3 separate regions of the Mus musculus genome follow, and regions 2 and 3 are each linked to region 1. A link is a contact called in ENCODE POLR2A ChIA-PET data. All regions are on one chromosome and are shown on one strand. The core of a region is the stretch at or near the end of the contact, and the rest is flanking DNA. Distances in the headings are between cores, read along the strand shown. Region 1 holds the start of Srebf2 (sterol regulatory element binding factor 2). Region 2 holds the start of Polr3h (polymerase (RNA) III (DNA directed) polypeptide H). Region 3 holds the start of Desi1 (desumoylating isopeptidase 1).

Region 1 (3,852 bases), core at 845-3,344:
CTTCTTGTCTTTTAAGGTCAATGGCTATCTCCTTGGTGTGATCTTTCTGGTAAACTAGCCTTCAAGGAAGCTTTCCCACCTCTGACTTGCACTTGCTGCCCTAGGCACATACAAAACCCCAGGTGGTCCTAAAATTTTCCGTGAGACTTAGCAATCTATAAGGTTAATATTAACCGCTAAGATGATTTAATAGACTGAAAACGCAGACAAATAAAGATCATTATAAAATGTAAGTACAAAAAAAAAAAAAAAAAAAAAAAGACCAAGATGAATTTTCTCTTGTACCTGCTGGCAGGCAGTTTTAGACATCCTTACTGACTAGGGAACCCTGGGTATGCTAATGAACAGCGCTGGGCTTCAGTCCCAACAACGGTGAGGGGAGATGGCCAGTCTGACATCCATCTTTATCTGACAGGGCTGTGATAAGTATTGGGAACCTGTGTGAGTGCTTAACACTTTTATCTTGTACCTGGGTGCTCAAAACACTTTAGCCACTCCCACGTTCCAAGGAGTAACCCCTCCCATTCGTTAACCTATCTTAGTGTTTAGCGATCCTTGGTGGAAGAATCTGTGGTTAAAAGTGGAACTTCCAATACACGGGCTTGTCACACTGTCTGGATGACCAAAATGAGAAGTAAGGGCGAACCCTAAGGGAAAAATGCTACAAAATGCTACAAAAGCAAAACAGGCACCTGGCCAACACCTTCTTTAAACAACTGTTGTCACTCCTTTCTCCACGAGAGAACCTTCTACCTGCTTCTTCGCCTGCGAAGCGAGGATGTGGCCATCACATCTGCCTGCAAGGTTCTAGATTCTAGGTGTAGTAACATTCCATAAACTGAGTCACTGCCTAGGAGTTCTGGACTCTCTAAAGTAAGTGACCTTAAACGACACCTCCGGCAAAACTGAGCGATACCCAATTCAGCGGGATTGAATAAATGAACTAACGCAAAGTATTTGGGACTGAGAACTTCAGAAGAGCCCTGACTACTGAGAATGACTTAATTACTAGCCTATTTTTCTTAAAGGTGGAGTGGAAAGAAACTAATAGTGGCTCAGAAACAGAAAGAACTGGGCTTTGTTAACCAGCATGATGACCGCGGGCAAGTCTGGGACCCTCTCCAAACCTTCCTTCCCGTGGCTGAAAAGTGAGAGAATTTTAAGAGAGGTTCCCTGGGCTCCTACCAGTTCTTCCACTTCGCTGTTAAGGCCGCCGAAACAAAGGCCACCAGCTCCCTAGTCTGTACCCGAGGGGCCACAACTCAAAATTCTTGCTGCTCAACTCCCTTTGCAGTGCGACAGCAGGAGCGCCCGGGTCTCCATCCAAGGCCGCCGCACTCTGCGGTCTCTGTCCACTCCATCAGTAACTTGCTTTTTGCAGCTGTTGCCCAAAGTTTTCCAGAGCGCCCGCAGACCCGGCTGTCAGTCAATCCCGAAAAGAGCGGGGGCGTGGGGGAGCCGAGCCCGGGAGCGCAGTCCGGGAAATCCCGAAGCCGCTCCAGTGGCCAGGCAGGGAGTGACAGGTGCGACGCGGGACGCCGGCGAAGACCGGACAAACCAGAGCGCGTGTGGGCGCGCGAGGGAGGCAGCCGCCTCGCTTTCTCCTCTGGCGGCACTCGCGACGCCCCCAGCCCCGCTTCGGGCCCCGCGGCGCCCACGACTCCTCAGCCACCGGGAGCCCTGCGTCACGACCCGGGCTCAGACTCTGGAGCCAGAAGAACTGGGAACCTCCCGGGCAGCCCGGCCCCCGCGGGTTCCTTCCCGCGCACGCCGGGGCGATCGCGGGGTGGGCGCACGCGCACCCGCGAGCGCCGCCGTAACCCCTTCCTCCCCGCGCGCCCCCCGCACTCCCACCCAGCCGCCGCCACTCACCGTCGATGTCCCCGAGAGTCAGCTCATCGCCCAGCTCCGTGAGGGTCTCCATGGTCTCCAGAACGCCCAGCTCGCTGCTCTCATCCATCGCCCAGCTTGGCGCAGAGTCCCCCGTGAGGTCCAGCTCAGGGAGACGCGGAGGCGGTACCGCCGCCACCGCCCATGACACCCGACAGCCCCCACCTGGTACCGCCTCACCGCCCCGTGCCAACCGCCGCCATGTTTGAGCTGCGCCCCGACTCCACGGAAGGGGCGGGGCAGAATTCCCCCGCCCCGGGCCGCGCCCACTGCAGCCCCGCCCCGAGCCTCCGCACCCCCAAGTTTGTTGTCAATGGGACCAGGCTTGCATTAGCCAATCGGCGCGCGAAGCGGCTCATGGGGTGATGGTGCGTCATCGATCAGCAGCTCAGATTTGCATAGCGGGACTCCGCCCCTCACGGCATCCAAGCGCCAGCGGAGAGTAGCCGCCGGGTCCTCGTCCCAGCCTTCTTCTGGCTTAAAGGAGCCGCTACTTTTCCGTTGGATCAGCTCCAGGAGCAACTTTGTCGAGAGCCCGGAAATAGAAGGGTTAACGCACCGCTGTCCGGCGCTACCTTCTACCACCGCCCCCTTTACTCTAGGAGCACATTACGTCATCTCCCCAGTTGCCTCTTCCCTCCCCCTAGCTCTGGGTAGAATCATAGTACCCTAACATTCTGGGATAGGCTATCCAGACCCTAAGTCACACTTATCCCATCCGAGACTTAACAGGGTCTTGAGATCACCTGAGTATTGTGAACATTTTACAACTGGCCCTCAATTTTGGGAAACCTCGATCATTCTAAGGCCTTCAGACAAGGTCATTTGTTCAATGGTCTCTCCAGGTGAGGCCCCACTCCTGCAGTCACCTCACTGCATCATCTTACAGGTAGTCGGTCACACTGCACACAAAGGTGCACGCTTCCAAGAACTTATCCGAAGAAACAAAAAGATTAGTGTTCCGAGGAATGCTATTAAGTACATGTATTCAAAGACATTCATCACAAAGTTCTCTAACGGGAAAACAGTAACACAGTAAGGCATCAGGTACATAAATTACCTCCAAACAGTAGAATATCAGGGCATCGTTAAAAAAAAGAAATGCTGGAATGGACATCTGAGAAAGGACCTAAGTGTATACTGAGAGGAAGAAGGTTTTCATGGCATACATAGGAAGAGCTTCTTGTGAGTCTGAGGCAGTTGTTCTTAGGGGGTCAGAGCTGAAGGCTCTGTGGGGAGACCTGCATATCCAATAAGCCACTTCCTGCTCCTGGGCTGGCTAAGCAACTGTTTGCTGATAAGCCTGGTTTGTCATCTTTAAAACAGCACAAGACCACAGTTGTCATTGTCACATTTATTTGATTTCCGTGGCAAGCAAACAGCTCTTAACTTCTGGGATGAAGTGTTCCAGCAGGCTCTGAGGGGGAAAGGGTCTCCAGTGAAGGTATTGCAGCTCTGAGAGGGAAAAAGATCCTGGCAATCAGGCGCCTGGGAATACCCACAAAGTCACATCACAACAAGTCTCACAGGAGAGATTTACTGGGAGAGGCGCCTCTGCTGGGGGACAAGAAATAGCAAAGAACTGAGCAAGAGACAGGGTTTCTAGGTGGGGTTGGGGAAGCTGTCCAGAGTGGCCTGAATTTTTTTTGTGTGTGTGAAACCTTGCCTCAAAAAAACAAAACAAAATCAAATCACTAAACAACAAAAACAAAACAAAACACACACACACACACACACAAGACAGACTAGCCAAGGAAAAGTAAAGATAAGATGAGACTAACAAGGGGCTGGATATCACGACTCTGGCCTGGGGCCAGCAAGATGGTTCAGTGCGGTGCTTTTGGCTAAGCCTGCTGACCTGAAATCAACCCCTGGGACTCACATAGGTGGAGAGACCTGATTCTCAGAAGTTCTCTGACCTTCATGTGTGTGCTTAGCAACTGGCCTGGGAAAGGACAAAAG
Region 2 (3,852 bases), core at 896-3,395, 220 kb after region 1:
CCATCCGCCAGCCACTGATCTCGGTCCGGATGTTGTAGAGAGAACCCACACAATGGTCCGCTGCTGCAGAGGAGCTAGAGTTTGAGTTGCTTGTGTTTTTTGTAAACCACCCCACCAACCATGGAGCAAGGCACAGAATTAGTAAAGGGACCGGACTCTCTCTCTCTTTCTTTCTTTCTTTCTTTCTTTCTTTCTTTCTTTCTTTCTTTCTTTCTTTCTTTCTTTCTTTCTTTTTTTCCTTTCATCACATAAACCATAAACCAAAACTTCGTGCTAACAAATTGTTGAGCTGAATACCACAAAAGAGCACTGGACTGAATTCTGAAACCCTAGGTTCCACAGTCCACTGGCCTGGCCCCTCTCCAGCTTCCCATGCAGTTAATATCTAAGCCCTCAGGCTGTGGTTTGGCTGTTTCTGTCTCTGAGCCTAAGCTGTCCAGCTTCTCAGCGCCTAGGACCTCCTCACACTGACCAGCGTTGCTGCCTCCTGCTGCCAGCCTGTACCTCCTCCTTTCCAGAAGGCCACATAATAACCGTTCACCCAGCTGATGTGTCACTGTGTGTCATTTCCAGGATTCCATTCCCAACACCCACATGGTGGCTCACAATTCAATGGTCCTGGGGATCAGAGGTTCTCTTCTGATTCTCTCTCTCTCTCTCTCTCTCTCTCTCTCTCTCTCTCTCACACACACACACACACACACACACACACAGATGCAGGCAAAACACTTCATATACATAGAAATGTAAAACAAGTTACTTACTGATATTATGAAGATCATTGCTAATCAATTCTTACCTCTCCTGTCAATTCCCTGAAATACTTTGTTTCTAGAAAGGCACACTGTTGTCTTACATGTGTTATGAGACTGGGTTTCTCTGTGTAGCCCTGTCTGTCCTGCAGCTTGCTTTGTAGACCAGGCTGGCCTCAAATTCGAATTCAGAGAGATCCTCCTGCCTCTGCATTCTAATTGTTTGGATGAAAGGTGTGTGCCATCAACGCCCAGCCCAAAATGCCTTATTTTTTTTCTCCTCATTTTTTTTTTGGGTGGGGGAGGGAGTGTGTTCTGTATAGCCTTGACTATCTTGTACTCTCTTGGTAGACCAGGTTTGTCTTAACTCTCAGAAATTTGACAGTCTCTGCCCCTCCCAACTGCTGGGATTAAAAGTGTGCAGCAAGAAAATTTTTCTATTTTGTTTTTTTGAGACAGGATTATTCTGTTCAGTCCTGGTTGTCCAGAAACTTGCTCTGTAGACTGGGCTGGCCTCAAACTCTGAGATCCGTTTGCCTCTGCCTCCCAAGTGCTAGGATTAAAGACGTGTGTCACCATCATTGTTAGGCACCCCCCTTTTTCTTTTTAGAAAGAGTCTCAAACAAACAAAAAGTCTTTTGTACCTCAGGCTAGACTTGAATTCACTATGTAGCTGATCTGTGTTTTTTGTTTTTTGTTTCTTTTTGGTTTTTCGAGACAGAGTTTTTCTGTGTAGCCCTGGCTGTCCTGGAACTCACTCTGTAGACCAAGCTGGCCTCGAATTCAGAAATTCGCCTGCCTCTGCCTCCCAAATGCTGGGATTAAAGGCGTGCGCCAGCACTGCCCGGCCACAGGATCTCATTTGGTAACTCAGGCTGGTCTTGAACTTGCAGTGATTGTCCAGCCTCACCCTCTCTTGCGCTGGTATTACAAGCGTGAGTCTGTTTCAGCTGTTTAAGCTTTGTGTGCTGAGCTTTGGTGAGCATATCCATCAAATGCACCACTTAAAATGACATCATCCAGGAAGGCCCGGCGACCCTTTTCTGCCCACTCTCTTGGGTACTTTGTCTGGAGTAAAGACTATTTTGAACGTGTTAAATTTGTATTTTCAAAGGGTCTATCTGGCTGTTGTGCAAAAGAAAGACAATCAGGCTTGAAGTGCAGACTTGTCGCCTAGCAACCAGACTCTCTCAGGGGCCCGGGGTTGGCTTGCTTCAGGATGGGGCCCCGCCCTTTCGGCACTCTACCCCGCCCCTCTTCTCTCACTTGCGGGAGAGTGCTGGCGGCCCCGCCCACCTTCCGGCCCCGCCCCTCACGGGAGCCTCGCGAAGCTCTGCGACCCGCAGGGGCGGGCAGATGCTTCTTATTGGTCAGTTTTCCGGAAGCTGAGTTGATTTGGTTTGGCAAGCGCAGCGTTGCTGGACGCGCGTGGCTCCCGCGCGTGGTGCGGACGGAACGAGGCCAGGGTGGCATCCGGGGACGGGGAGCCGGCGCTCCTCCAAGGCTGGCGGGAGCGGGCCTCAGTTTCCTCCGGGAGACGAGCGTAGCTTCCAGAATTGGAGCCCAGGCCCTCCCGCGCAGCTCGGCTGCAGGTTTGGCTTGTCAGAGGCTGAGAAGGGACGGAGGAGGCTCGGGTCCCCCCCACCCCATCACAGCTCGCAGGCCCCCGTGCTTGGCAGCCTCTCCGGTCTCCAGAGCCCTAGCGCAGGATGTTCGTGCTGGTGGAGATGGTGGACACCGTGCGCATACCCCCGTGGCAGTTTGAGCGGAAACTCAACGATTCCATTGCTGAGGAGCTGAACAAGAAATTGGCCAACAAGGTACTGGGCCCTCGGGCTGCCCGGCAGTGTCCCTACCGGTCCCACTGCTAGTCTGGCTATCGCCTGGTTCACCCTTGGCCTTGCACACTTAACTTCATGTCGGGGTTTTTTTCCTTCGCATCCTTATAAACCAGACTTGGGTGACAACGTGTACACAAGGGAGTAAATGGGCCGGGCGAGGTAGTGCACACCCGTAATCCGAGCTTCTTGGCTATTGAGGCTTTTTGACGATCCTGTGTTCGAGGCCAGCGTGGGCAATATAGTTAGCCCTTGACTCAGACAAATTAAAAGCACCGAAGCTGCTGGCGGTAGCGCATGCCTTTAATCCCATAACTCAGGAGGCAGAAGCAGGCGGATTTCTGTGAATTCGAGGCCAGCCTGGTCTACAGAGGGAGTGCTAGAACAGCCAAGGCTACAACGGAGAAACCCTGCCTCAAAAGAAACAAAAAGCATCAGGATGCTGAACAGTGCTTGAATTTGCTTGACATTCGCGGAGTCACTGGTTCGGTTCTCAGGATTGCCAGAAAACAAAACGGAGAGAGCGTGTGTACAAAATGGGTTTGTAAAACAGAAACTGGAATATGCCTGTTTCCTCGTTCAATTACTGTGTTGTCTTGGCCAAGTCACCCTCTCTGGGCCTCGGTTTGTGTTATCTGTGTTGCCCACAGTGTGAGAGTAGAGGTGAGAGGATAAGCGTGCGGGTCTCTAGAATTGAACTCAGCTTTCAGCTTTAGAGGGAGGCAGCTGTACCGGCTGAGCCAGCTCAGTAGCCCCTTTCTTGTATTCATTTGGTTACTGTGTTTCCCTTTCTATGACTACAGGGGCCTTCTCGGACTTTCACTCTCTCCAATGGGAGACACAGGCTCTGCCCTTGTAGCCTAGTGAGAAGAAGTTGGCTTGAGAATGTCTTGTTGTAATGAGCTGGGGTAAATGCCATGAAGGACAGGCATTCACAGAGTGGGGAACAGGGGAGTGTCACCCGGGATGAAAGAGATGGGTGACTTCTGAGGAAACAGCCATTGCTCTGAGAGCTGATGGTGGGAAGACACCAAGTAATGCCTCGGACAGGCCTTTCTGTGAACTTTTCACTTTGGGACTGTGTCCAGGCTTTTGGGCCTGTCAAGCGGGTCACTACTGGAATGGATGTAGCAAAGTAGAGAGACTCTGTTTCGATGGTTGGAGTAGGTTGGGTGTAGAGCTGTGGAGGCAGTGCATTTAGCATGTGCAAAGGTCCTGAGGCAGGAGAGGCACAGAATGCTGGTGTAGCTGGAACGGAAATG
Region 3 (3,852 bases), core at 446-2,945, 130 kb after region 1:
GATTCCAGGCAAGAGGCAGGAGGCAAGTTAGAGACCAGGATGTATAGCCACCAATGCACCCACTTTTATGTTAACTCGATTCCCAGGAGTCATTAGAAGCTCAAAGTCAAAAAAAAAAAAAAAAAAAAAAGAAGCTCAAAGTCTACATCAGTTACAGAGTGAGTTTGAAGTCAGCCTGGTCTACATAAGACCTTGCCTCAGAAACAAACAGGAGCTGGGGAGGCTGCTCAGTGGTTAAAGCAATGGTTAAGAATACTTGACGCTCTCTCACACACGATCCAGCTTCACTTCACAGAATGCACATGGAGGCTCACAACCACCTATAACTTTAGTAGCAGGAGATCCGACTCCCTCTTCTGGCTCCCTTTTGCACCAGACATGTACAGAGGTGTACACACATACATAAAATAAAAATAAGTAGATTTTTTTAAACAATCAAAAATATGTAAAAAATAAAGTGACAAATATTACCATGGACAGAGTCATTTATTGAAGATTAATAAATTCTCTATCGTGGTTAGTAAAAAAAAAAAAAGGAAAATAGGGTTAGGAATGTTCATAGAGTGAAATAGGATCTAAATAATAACTGTAAAACTCAAAGGGAGAAAAAATATTTTAGATTATCTGAGGAGAAAAGGGAGGGATATCAGACAACATAAAGTGCTCCCAGCAAAAAAAAAAGTACACAGCGAAAATCTTCCACACAGGCCACTTACCACCTGTGTCGGGGCTCTCCTCCTCCTCTTCCTCTTCCTCGCCCTCAGTTTTGTAGTAGGACTCCCACTCTGACATGTTGGTTTGCTCACTAGGTGAGAGAAGTTATGAATTTAAATGAAAAAAAAAAAAAAAAAAAAAACCAAGGCAGGTAGCTCTGTGGTAATGCGCTTTCCTACAGTGTACCCGGACCTATGCCACACACACCAGAAAAAAAAAGAGAGACAGACAGACAGACTTCTGGGTTCTCTTTAGATCTGTTCTAAATGCTCGGGTCACTAATAAAGAATGTGAATGATGGCTCCTGCTTCCTCCAAAGCTCTCCATATCATTGGAGAGGCAAGAGAAATGTGCATGGGGTCATTGCTGCAACAACCTCCCCTTGGCTATCCCTTAAGGATGCTGCAGGACCAAAATGGCTAGGGGTGAGGGCGAGGTATAACATAGCGGCTCAGCACTGAAGGTCCTATCTCGAGCTCCAACTGGACTGGGACGGTACTTGGTGCTCTGGCTGAAACATTCGTCTTCATTTCTCCCCCAACCTTCAGCTAGAGATTGGCTCAACCACCAGTCCTGTTCCGCCTTCTGGGGAGAAAGGAGCATGACCCAGGTCCTGCAGGTCGACAGCGCTGCTCCGTGGTGAGGCCAGGGGTCGCGCGACACTAAGCGTGCAAGCAAGCCACCAAGGCAGGCCTCATCCAACACATGTGGTGCGGCGAACCTACCTTAACCGCAGGCGGGCAAGCCACTGGGACAGCAGAAGGTGGGCACCACGTCCACGCGGGCTCCTTGTCTCTCGCCCAATCAGCGACGTTGCGTCATCACGCACAACACGCCCTTCGACCCTTCAAGCGGGCACGCCCACTCGCATTTCCCGCTTCCACCCCCTGTTCCCTAAACTGGAACGCTTGCGGCCAGAGAAAGCCCCGCCCCTCGCTTGAAGCTCCGCCCCCGAAACCCGTCAGCACCGAACGCACATGCGTGAAAGTGCGTCCCCGCCCCTGCCCCCTGTTCCGTGCGGAGTCTCTGGGATCTCTCTCTCTGTCACCTCACAGTAGTCGTTGCCGGTCGCGGGTGTCCGGGCGCGAGCAGCGCAGGGCCGCCTCTCCCCCGCCCTCAGGCCGGGCCCCGGCTCGGTCCCCCGCTCCCTCTTCTCCCCACCCCGGTCGGGTACCGGAAGGTCCAAGCCGCTGCCGGGTGCCCGAGGGCCATCGTGGCCGCCGCCACGGGTCCTGATGGAGCCGCCAAATCTCTATCCGGTGAAGCTCTACGTGTACGACCTGTCCAAGGGCCTGGCCCGCCGGCTCAGCCCCATCATGCTGGGTGAGGGGACCGGGGTCAGTGGGAAGAAGGCAGGTGGCCGCTGGAAGCGATCCACCGAGGGGGGTGGGGGAAGACGGGCCCATGGGTGGTAGGAAAGATCCACTAGGGCAAGGACAGTGAGGTGGGATTCCCTGAACCCCTGTCCAGCTTCATGATCTAAGCCAAGGAGACACACGCTCCGGCTGAGAGCAAGCTCCTCTTCAGCTAGAGACTGGGGCTAGCCGACTGATCTTGGTGGATTCCCCAAGAAGCCAGGGAACCCTGCTTCTTTAGCTCAAAGTAGAGAAAGTGAGGATACCTCCAGCTCGTGTCCCTGGTGGTGGAAGCAACACTGCAGACGAGATCCTCTGGTGTCCCTCGGAGCGACTGCCCTCCGCGCCAAAAGGAAATTCCCTCTGCAGTCCTTGGAGTGGATGGGAAGAGAGCGCTAGAGCGGTGGAAGGCTTGAGCCCTTGCCGGCTCCAGGTTAGGTCAAGTCAGGTCACCCTGAGCCAGATCTTGGAACTAATTACGTTCTGTCCGACGATGCAATTTTCGCTCAACAGTTAATTGCTTTTGACCAGATGGTAAGAAAGCAGTTCTGGGGGAGGACCGGATGCTGTATCGGTGAGGATATCGGTTGTGCTCAGTTCAAATGGTTTCATGCTGAGAGAGAAAAAGAGCCCTTCAGTGTAGGTCCAACTTCACTTCAAGTCAAATACCAAAATGTCTGTCATATAGGATTTGTCAGGCTTGTCATTTCAGGTAATGGTGGACAGGAATGGATTTCAGGGATTGAAACTGACATAGTTTTGCATCATTCAATAAATAGCTATAGTGTTTCCTGGAGACATTGGAGGAAGGCCTATTTCTTAAGGAACACAAGGGGCAGGGATCAAGGAAGCAAGGCAAGTTTTGAGGACATCCATTTGTGATGTGTCACTGAGTTGAACTTACTAATCCTTTAACCCTGGGGCAGCGAGTGGTTTCTAAATGTGGTTTCCCATCAGAATCATCTAGGATGTTCGTTAAAAACACAAATACCTGACTGAGGCTGTTGCTCACTCACTGGTAGAGTTCCTGCTTGGCATGCTCCAAGCCCTGGGGTTTGATCTCTAACATGGAAACAAAAAACAAGTGCATTCATTTCCAACATACATTGTCAGATGGGATGGGGTGGGGGGAGCTGAAAAAACTGTATTAGAACCAACTGGGTGAAACACTCCGATGATCCTAGTACTAAGGAGGCTGAGGCAAGAGGGCTGTGGGTTCAAGACCAACAAGCTGGGCTACACACACACCTGAGGGAATAAAAGAAGAAGAAAGGAAGTGAAGAGAGAGAGAAAAAGCTCAGGTCAAAACGGTTCCTCTACCAAAGAAACTGGTAGCAGACAGAGTGGAAGGAAACTTTGCCCTAAACTACTTTGTACTAAATGTGTGCACATTTTGTGAGTCTTACATGTGCGAATTGTGGAACCATGCTTCACAGATACTAAGCCAGAGTCTTTGGAAATATGTTATTTTTAATGAGTGTTTTGGATCATTCTTTATGTAGCCAGCCCATTATCCTTAGAGAGAGATTTGGACCTAAGTCATGGGTTGTTGGCGGGGGTTAGGGTCCGGTCATGACTCGGTGGTAGAGGCCTTGCTTAACAAGGCCCGAGCTCAGTCTCCCGCACACCTGAGAAGAAAGGAAGGCAAATCTGAAAGCAAAACCTGCAAGCATTCTTCTTGTTGTTTGTTTGGGGAACGTTTGAGCCATTGGTAGATTATATCAGTCAGGTTCCAGCTAAGTTCCTTGGAATGCAGCCATGTCTTCAGTTTTATCACAGAGAG

What was found. ChIA-PET counts read pairs that join two places held with the same protein, here RNA polymerase II (POLR2A).
Region 2: POLR2A ChIA-PET joins it to region 1 with 11 read pairs in embryonic stem cell. The contact joins the promoter of Polr3h here to the promoter of Srebf2 in region 1. POLR2A ChIA-PET finds 5 or more read pairs at or near these places in 2 of 5 experiments (Patski and embryonic stem cell).
Region 3: POLR2A ChIA-PET joins it to region 1 with 41 read pairs in embryonic stem cell. The contact joins the promoter of Desi1 here to the promoter of Srebf2 in region 1. POLR2A ChIA-PET finds 5 or more read pairs at or near these places in 4 of 5 experiments (Patski and embryonic stem cell).

Annotation. Positions count from the first base shown.
Region 1 is chr15:82,145,511-82,149,362 of GRCm38, reverse strand. It overlaps Srebf2 (sterol regulatory element binding factor 2), which reads right to left and starts at 2,094. Exons shown (of 19, transcript NM_033218.1): 1 at 1,873-2,094. The coding sequence starts at 1,960.
Region 2 is chr15:81,924,506-81,928,357 of GRCm38, reverse strand. Polr3h (polymerase (RNA) III (DNA directed) polypeptide H) reads left to right here and starts at 2,145. Exons shown (of 6, transcript NM_030229.4): 1 at 2,145-2,572. The coding sequence starts at 2,462.
Region 3 is chr15:82,014,063-82,017,914 of GRCm38, reverse strand. Desi1 (desumoylating isopeptidase 1) reads left to right here and starts at 1,695. Exons shown (of 6, transcript NM_134095.3): 1 at 1,695-2,037. The coding sequence starts at 1,950. Xrcc6 (X-ray repair complementing defective repair in Chinese hamster cells 6) reads right to left here and starts at 1,546. Exons shown (of 13, transcript NM_010247.2): 1 at 1,440-1,546; 2 at 717-805. The coding sequence starts at 792.